Linked DNA regions of Homo sapiens: regions 2 and 3 are each linked to region 1. Evidence: chromatin contacts called from ENCODE Hi-C or POLR2A ChIA-PET data. All regions are on one chromosome and are shown on one strand. The core of a region is the stretch at or near the end of the contact, and the rest is flanking DNA. Distances in the headings are between cores, read along the strand shown.

Region 1 (2,700 bases), core at 62-2,561:
AGAGTTTCGCTCTCGTTGCCCAGGCTGGAGTGGAATGGCAAGATCTTGGCTCATTGTAACCTCTGCCCCCAGGGTTCAAGCGATTCTACTGCCTCAGCCTCCGGAGTAGCTGGGATTACAGGTGCCTGCCACCACACCCGCGTAATTTTTTGTATTTTTAGTAGAGACGGGATTTCACCATGTTGGTCAGGCTGGTCTAGAACTCCAGACCCTGTGATCCGCCCGCCTCGGCCTGCCAAAGTGCTGGAATTACAGGCGTGAGCCACCGCGCCCGGCAGGGCTTTTTTTTTTTTTTTTTTTTGGAATGAACTTGTATTATGCATATACCAAAAAAGAATGAAAGGGTTCACACAGGCATAAAGTGTAAGTGAATTCTAAAAAAAGGTTGGGCAAATTTATCAAAGGCAGACTTCTAAATAGATGTAACAGTTATATAGTTCAGATAAACCATGGTTTGAATTCCCTTCCCCAGTACTTCCTAGCAGTGTGATCCCAAGTTATTTATGTCAGTGCCTAGATTTCTTCACCTGGAAAATAGGGATAACAACAGGTGCCTACCTCACAAGTTTTAAATGAGACCGTATGTGTAACCTGCTTTGTGCAATGTCTGGCATGCAATAAGTACTCGACAAATGGTAGCTATTAGAATCATCATTAACAGCAGTAATAAGAGATCTTGGGACATACCTAGCCCTCAAGATTGACATCAGAGTAGACCACCACATCCTCTCATCATTGCGCCTCAATTTGGGCCTCTGAAGCCCAAAGAGGGGATGGTTCTTTCCAAAGAAGACAATTTCGACGTTCCAGGAGCATCTGATTGAAACGCACCCTCTTCACCCCTTAAAATCAGTCTGGTTCATCCACGAGCAGCCCTTCGGGGCCCGGACTGGAGAGGCGCCACGGCTCGCCGTCCCTGGGCCCAGTTCCCTCAGCCTCAATTTCCCTTGCTGCAACAGGGGTGGAGATGGGAACGTTATCCCCAAACCCAGGCAGTCCCGGCTCGGCCCGCCTCACCGCACTCCGGAGGGGACCAAACAGCCCCACGCGCCAGGAAGCCTCAGGCAACGGGCCACGCGCCACACGGGCAAAGTGATTACTGGTCGGATCAAAAGTCAGGCAAGCGGCTCAGCCCCATCCTCCCAGTCCTCGGGCACGGGGACAGCAGCAGGCGCGCGGCGGGGACCGGGAAAAGGCCAAGAGGGCGGTGGCGGGCGCTCAGCACCCGGCGGGGGCCTCCACGGCCGAGGGGCGGAGGCGGCGGGCGCGCGGCACGCGGCGCGCTCGCCACTGCGCCGCCCGGGGGCGCGCACGCAAAGCCCGGAGGCGCGCGCGACCGGCGGCTCTTTGGCGCGGATTAGGGGGTCTCGGCGAGGTGAGGCGCCAGGCAGCGCTGGGCGGGCGGGCGGGCGGGTGGCGGAGCGCGAGCCCCTCTAGCGGGACTAGGGAGAAGCGGGGGCCACGAGGTGCGGCGGGGGAGGAGTCGCGGGCTGCGGGCCCCGGCGGCGGGCTTGACGCGGCAGGCTGGCGGGCCGGCGGGCGGGCAGCGGCGGGCCTCGCCGCTCTGTGGGGGAGGGCGGTGTGGGGCCGGGCCTGACCCCGGGGGCCCGCCCCGCGTCTGGGCGGTGCCCCAGTGCCCCGGCCTCGCCATTTCCCGCTCAGCCCTGGAGCGCGTAGCTCTACCAAGAATGGCCACTGTGCCAGATGCCCCTGACCAGCGTTGCCCATTTGAATTTCCTAGCAGGCCCCCCAAAGTAGGTATTTCAGTACCCTGTTAGAGCTGAGGCGCAGGTAAAATGACTGGCCCAGGCCGGTCCCACCCCGTAAGGATTTGAACGTTGGCTCCACAACTCGGGAGCCTGCGCCTTTCCTCCTCCCAACGTGGACTCCTGCCCGGCGAAGTGCCTCACTTCCTTCTCCCGGTAACTGATTCGAATTTGGCGATTGTTAGTTTGGAGCTAGCGCCAGTGTTTCCACGGAAGTTGGTGTCAGAATGTGGTCTCTTGTGAAAGGGGGAGAAAGAAGATTCTGCAGACTGCAATATTGTGCTTTTTTGCCTTTTTTTTTTTTTCTCCTAGGCTGTACTGCAGTGCAGTGGCACGATCGCGGCTCACTGCAATCTCCGCCTCCCAGGCTCAAGCGATTCTCGTGCCTGAGGCGTGGGCCACCACGCCCAGCTAATATTTGTATTTTCAGCAGAGGTGGGGTTTCACCATGTTGGCCAGGCTGGTCTCGAACTCCTGACCTCAAGTGATCCTTCCGCCTCGGCCTCCCAAAGTGCTGGGATTACAGGCGTGAGCCACCACGCCCGGCCCTACTATTTTTTTATTTTTTGAGATGGCGTTTCTTTCGCCCAGGCTGGAGTGCAATGGCGCCATCTCAACACACTGCAACTTCTGCCTCCCAGGTTCAAGCGATTCTCCTGCCTCAGCCTCCCGAGTACCTGGGATTACAGGCGCCCGCCACCACACCTGGCTATTTTTTGTATTTTTAGTAGAGATGGGGTTTCGCTGTGTTGGCCAGGTTGATCTCGAACTCCTGACCTCAGGTTATCTGCCCACCTGGGACTCCCAAAGTGCTGAGATTACAGGCGTGAGCCACCGCACCCGGCCTCCTACTGTGCTTTTTCGAGTGTTGATCAGTCCCTATTGACTGTGCATCCTTTACTGGACGTCTGTTTTTGTTTTTGTTTTTTGAGAG
Region 2 (2,727 bases), core at 165-2,664, 340 kb after region 1:
CTCAGGGAACCGCTCGGCTCCTTAGATAATTAGTAACCAGCTGTCAAAGTCTAGGGCGGTCGGGGAGGACCCACAAACGATCCCGGCCCTGGGGATACACTGCCAGCCGGCCTGAACTCCCGGGGAGAGGCCGGGGGTGGGCAGCGAGGTCTGGAAACGCCCTCCTTTCTCAGACTGAGACCAGATCCTCTGCGAACTGAGGTCTGAGACGCGTTCGCCCCCACACCACCGCGCTTGGTTTCTTTGGCCCCGCGCGTGTCCACCCGGACCCTGCATGGAACATGCCCTTTGCAAATCTAAACCCGCGTTGGGGATCCCGGATAATTCCGGGCCTTGCATGGGCGCGGCTAACAAGAGTGCCCACCAGGGAACTCGCCTCCCAGATCCCGGCTCCGGATGCCGCCTGTCCTTCGGCAAAGAACTGCAGGTCATCATGCAGGTCAATGTGTCCGAGGCCGACATGCGGCTTTCCAGACCCGAGGCAGGGCGCAGGAAAAATGCGCGGCCTGGGGCTTGCAGCGGCGCGAGGCTCTGCTCCCGGGAAGTCGCAGCGGTTTCACTGCACCCACTCGCACCTTCAGTCGCGTGGGCAAACCTCCCGGCAAAGGGCTCCACAGCTCCAGTTCTCCCCGGCCCAGCCCCAGCCCCGCGGGGAAAAGCCCTTGGGTCTCGGACGCTGGCCTGGGCCTGGGGAGAAGAAGCCCGGTGGGCCGCAGGGTCGTCCCGCTAAGGGATTGGGAAGGGTCCGGGTGTTGGGAGAGAAGCAGAGCGCCCCCCGGGGGACTTCTCTGGTGGGAAACGGGCTTGGCGAGTGTGGTCGGGCGCAGTGTCACTCAGGCCCGGGGCCGGGGCTCCAGGGGTTCGGGTGGGTCCCCTCCACCTCGCTCTGCGCCTACCTGAGCATCCGGTCCACCTCCGCCCGCTGCTCCGCCGCCTCCTCGGTGTTGAGCGCCTGCAGCTCCTTGAGGATGGGAGGTGTGTCATAGTCGTCGCCGTCCTCGGAGCCCTCGTCGCCGGACAAGCGGCCCTTGGCGTGGCCGTTGGTGAGAGTATGGAAGACCGGCTTGGTGTCGGGCTCGGCCCCGCTGCCAGGGGACAGGGGCAGCGTCTCCAGCTTCACCCCGAAGTTCGGGGATGGCAGCAACTCCTCCAAGGCCTGAACCAGCACCTCCTTGGTGACCCCGGAGCTCAGCAGGGCGCTCAGGAGTTCTTGCTGGAGCGACGTGAGCTTGGACACCATTTTCCAAGGACGGAAAAAGAAGGGGGTGAGGGGGTGGGTGGGTGCGAGAGAGGAGGGTGGAGGGGAGTTTCACAAGCAAACCCCAAATCCAGGAACCCCTCCACCCTTCAGCCTCCAGACACCTGTTACTCCCCGGGGTCCCGGAGGCTCCTCCGAAAGGAGTCAGAAAACTTCTAACTTGCCATGATCGCCACCATTAGGCCATATAAGATATGCAAATTAGTGGGAAGGGCCCAGCTTTCGGCTGGATGCAAATGATGGTGGGGAGGGGGAAACCCGGAGAGAGGGAGAGCCGGAGGGGCAGACCTGGAGAGCAGAAGACCTGGGCCGGGAGCGGGGCTTTGCCAGGGTCCATTGTACTCACGCTGGGGGGCTAGAGACCTTCTTTTACTGGTTCTGCTTATCAGCCAAACTTCACCTAACCTTTGGACTTGTTAAGCCAGTGCCTTGCAGCCTAGGCGCGGGGCTTTTCCACCGGTTCTCAGTTCCGCTTTAGTCCAGAGAGAAGACACTACGCTTCGGGGTTCAGGTGAGAGCCAGAGGAAGCTGGGGTGCTCGTGGAAGAAGGGGACGCAGGAGGAAGCGAAGAGTAGAGACCCTGGATGCGTCCCGGCCGACGCAGGTGGTGGGCCAGGAGAGCCCGCAGGGCGGAAGAGAAACTGACCACTTAGGAAGGGGCGCCGAGGCCACGGGGGAGGTGAGGCAGCGTTAGGTGTGGTGAGCATGCCCTGGAGGGACTCCATTTATTTCTACCTCGGTTACTACCTCCAGGCCCCAGAACCTCCCTGGCCTGGTCTGGCGGTTTGGGTTTGCAGAACTGCCCGCCAGAGAGCGTAGGCGAGGGTGAAGGAGTCCGGGAGAACTCTTGGAAAGAGACTACTTTATGGGTAGAGGGAGTAGCCAAAGTGAAGCTCCCCCAGCAGCTGGGCTGCACCGGCGCCCAGCCTGGCCACGCCACTGGGGAGCTGGACCCCTGGGGCTCCTCACTCTCCTGTTTAAACCCGGATGTCAAGGCGCCTCCGCCTTGGGGGAGGATGGTGAGGCAGAATGGTGAGGCACTAGGATGGTGAGGCACTAGGATGGTGAGGCACTAGGATGGTGAGGCAGTGAAAGCAAAGCTTGACCTGCAGCTGGGTGGACACTTGCAGCCGAGGGTCCCCCCGGCCCACTCATTTCTGGTTTATTCGTAGTTCCAGAACATCTGTGGTTCCCTGGGCCGGGGACGAGCTCTGTAGACGAGGTCACTGCAGCAGTGGCAGAAGTCTTGCACTCCTAGTACAGAAGGTGTCGACAGAGCTACTGAGGGAAAGATGTTTTTTTTCCCACTCTGGCCTGGGCCAGGTAGGAAGCCATAGGCCTTGCAGCACTATTGGAGTTTCACCTGCTTCCCCCCTGGTGACGGGCAGGAGGGGAGGGCGGCGGAAGCGCGCCCAAACCGGCAAGCTAGGACCTGACCTGTAGAAGAACAGGGAAAGGGGCTTCTTTGC
Region 3 (2,700 bases), core at 121-2,620, 410 kb after region 1:
CAGTCAGCAACAGAACCTACGAATGCCACGTTCAGCGATGCATTCTCTGTTACCAGAGATATTTCAGCACAGGTGGTGATGGCTCGGGAATTTTGCAGTATTTGAGGGTGGGTAAGAAACTCCACTGTCCACTTCAACCTTAAGTTTCTGTCAGTCTGAGTTCATCAAAGCAAAAGAATGGTGAATCATTTCTGGAGACTTCATGGGAATGGGGATTGGACCCTAAAGGGTGGGCAGGATTTAGAAGGCAGACAAGGAGAAGACAACCTCCAAATAGTGTTTGGTCACTGGTGGTGGTGGGGTTGGGGGAGCGGGGTTGTGGGGAAGCATGTGCTAATTGATGAGTTAGGTAAATCAAACTTGGTAAACCTGGTTCCTAGAACTCCTATGTGTAATGCATCGCCCTTGATTTTCCAGAGAAATTCAAAAGTTAGTAGCTAGCCAAGATCAGAGCTATTTGGTGCAGAGCAGTTGCTATTGCTACCACTTATTCTCCCTCTCCCTCCTTCCCCCTCTTCCTCCTTCTTCTGTTGAAACCATGTGAGTTTCTACTTCTATCAGGTGTTAAAGTAGTGCATTCCTGCAAAGCTGACATTTTAATAAGAAATAAAGATTGAAATCAGATTTCACGTGAAGTTTGAGACATTTTAGGGCCAAAATCTCCTTCTCAGCCTATCCACTGCGGCTCATTGGTGCTTTGTTGTATTTTGTTTTGTTTTACAGACAAGGCTGAAAGGCAGGGGAGTGGATGTCTAAAATCCGGTGTCTGATGTTCTGTGATTTTATCACAACGTACTCATTACAAAACGGCATAGAAACGCTATTTGCAATTTAGTCCAGGATAAAGATCCAGGGCTCAATTTGTTCTTTGAATAGGTTTTAGAATACACTGGAGGATTAGAGACAGTTTTTTGATGAAAAATTTATTTCCAAATACTTTCCAAATTTACAAGGTATAATTATAATAGTAACAGCAACAATGAAAAACAAGTCCTGCAGTTTACTGTCTCTTATTTGCCAGACCTTAATCAGGATGCTTTGACACCCATAATCTTTGTAATCTAAAAATGACACAGTGAGGTGGGCACTATATCCTCTTGTTACACATGAGGCTCAGAGTTTACCTTCCTAAGCTGACATAGCTGGGCTGTTACTACATCCAGCCTTGTGCGCCTACAAGTCCTTTGCGTTTCCACTTCTGATCTGCCAAGACTGCAGTGCTTAGTTGGGTAGATTTCTTTCCCCCGCTAAGCTCACTTTTGTGATCAAGAGCTCTCTGCTGAGTCCTTTCTGTATCTGTGACAGTTTCCAGCCAGAGCTGCCCAGTATTTTTAGGTACTTGAAACTAGATTAAAAAAATATTCACTTCCTTCTGGGTGGCTCAGGAAGTCAAAAAGCAGTTTTCATTTTTTTTTTTGTTTAGTAGCACTTAGCTTTGAGTAGTCAGGTCACCTGGGGGTCTTACTGGGGACTTGATGACCTTAAAGGCTAGATCTAAGGACCTATGAAGCACTCCCGCTTGAAAGGAGGAAGAAGAAAACACACAACCATTTGTAGGAGGAATAGTGGAGATGGACCAACCCAGAAACTGTATTTCAGAATAAATTCATTCCTTTGTGCTTCAAGGCCCCTCATACTGATATGATGTCACCAAAGCTGCTCCAGGGCTGTGACCTGCTAGTCATGGCCCTGGGGCACATCCCTTTGCTCTCCTTCTCAGCATACTGCAGCAGCAGAGGTAGGGTGTTAGGGGGTGTGCAGATTCATCCCTTTCTCTAGACTATGAGTTCTTGGGATAGGGTAGACCACATTTCCCCAAGGAGTTTGTGGGTATTCAAGAGAAAGTGGTTGCCGAGCACAGGGAATGGGCAGTGGGCTAGAAGCAGCCACCTTTTCAGGGCTTTGCCTGGGGACTTGGAACTGCCTGGATTAGTCACTAGGGAGAGTTTTCAAAATCTTTATGGTGTCATGATTTGTTAAATCTTGTCCACATCAGAGCCTGTGGTTTTTCTGAATGCCTTAGAAAGTTAGCCTCTCTGGCCAAGTGCAGTGGCTCACACCTGTAATCCAAGCACTTTGGGAGGCCAAGGTGGGAGGATTGCTTGAGGCTGAGAGTTCGAGACCAGCCTGGGCAGCATAGAGAGATCTCATCTCTACAAAAATAAAAAAGACTGGGCGCGGTGGTGCATGTCTGTAGTCCCCACTGCTGCGGATGCTTGAGTTTGAGGCTGCAGTAAGCTATGAAGGCACCACTGCACTCCAGGTTGGGCATCAGGGCAAGATTCTGTCTCAAAACTAAATAAATAAATAAGTAAATAAATAAATAAATAAATACAGTTAGCCTCTCCTCTGTGGCCCCAGAGCTCCTGTACATATACTTGTCTCAAGACTTCACATACTGACTCCTTCATTCAGTGAGTGCTTACTGAGATCCTACCAGGTGCTGGGCACAAGAATGAACAAGACACTTATGGCTCCTACCCCCATAGAGTTTACAGACAAGGGGAGAGGCTTATAGTCACCTGGACCGAAATGGTGCCCCCAGTACACTGTGAGCTCCTTGAAGGTACAGATCGGGTTGTATTGAGTTTTGCAAATTTTCATTTATTTTATTTTAAACTTTATTATGTAATTTACATGCCATAAAATTCACCATTTTAAAGTGTACAATTCAGTGCTTTTAATATATTCACAAGGTTG

Evidence for each region. A loop is a pair of places that touch in the nucleus more often than their neighbours do. ChIA-PET counts read pairs that join two places held with the same protein, here RNA polymerase II (POLR2A). Pooled maps may share reads with other maps.
Region 2: a pooled map shows a loop between it and region 1 (12-fold over the local background). The contact joins the promoter of HNF1B here to the promoter of TADA2A in region 1. A Hi-C loop is called at or near these places in 4 of 37 single-sample maps with no recorded cell type and 3 of 50 pooled maps. POLR2A ChIA-PET finds 5 or more read pairs at or near these places in 2 of 52 experiments (Caco-2 and activated CD4-positive, alpha-beta T cell).
Region 3: a pooled map shows a loop between it and region 1 (3-fold over the local background). The contact joins the enhancer-like site here to the promoter of TADA2A in region 1. A Hi-C loop is called at or near these places in 2 of 37 single-sample maps with no recorded cell type and 5 of 50 pooled maps.

Annotation. Positions count from the first base shown.
Region 1 is chr17:37,405,575-37,408,274 of GRCh38, forward strand. It overlaps TADA2A (transcriptional adaptor 2A), which reads left to right and starts at 1,312. Exons shown (of 16, transcript NM_001166105.3): 1 at 1,312-1,375. ACACA (acetyl-CoA carboxylase alpha) reads right to left here and starts at 1,262. Exons shown (of 56, transcript NM_198834.3): 1 at 688-1,262. The coding sequence starts at 725. RefSeq lists an enhancer at 2,444-2,700.
Region 2 is chr17:37,743,645-37,746,371 of GRCh38, forward strand. It overlaps HNF1B (HNF1 homeobox B), which reads right to left and starts at 1,415. Exons shown (of 9, transcript NM_000458.4): 1 at 897-1,415. The coding sequence starts at 1,240.
Region 3 is chr17:37,819,206-37,821,905 of GRCh38, forward strand. No RefSeq gene overlaps it. Among named protein-coding and RNA genes, the nearest start is that of HNF1B, 75 kb to the left of the region's middle. Within about 2 kb of position 1,371, at least 5 of the 41 ENCODE cell types and tissues checked have a DNase peak (open chromatin) inside an H3K27ac peak, as active enhancers do.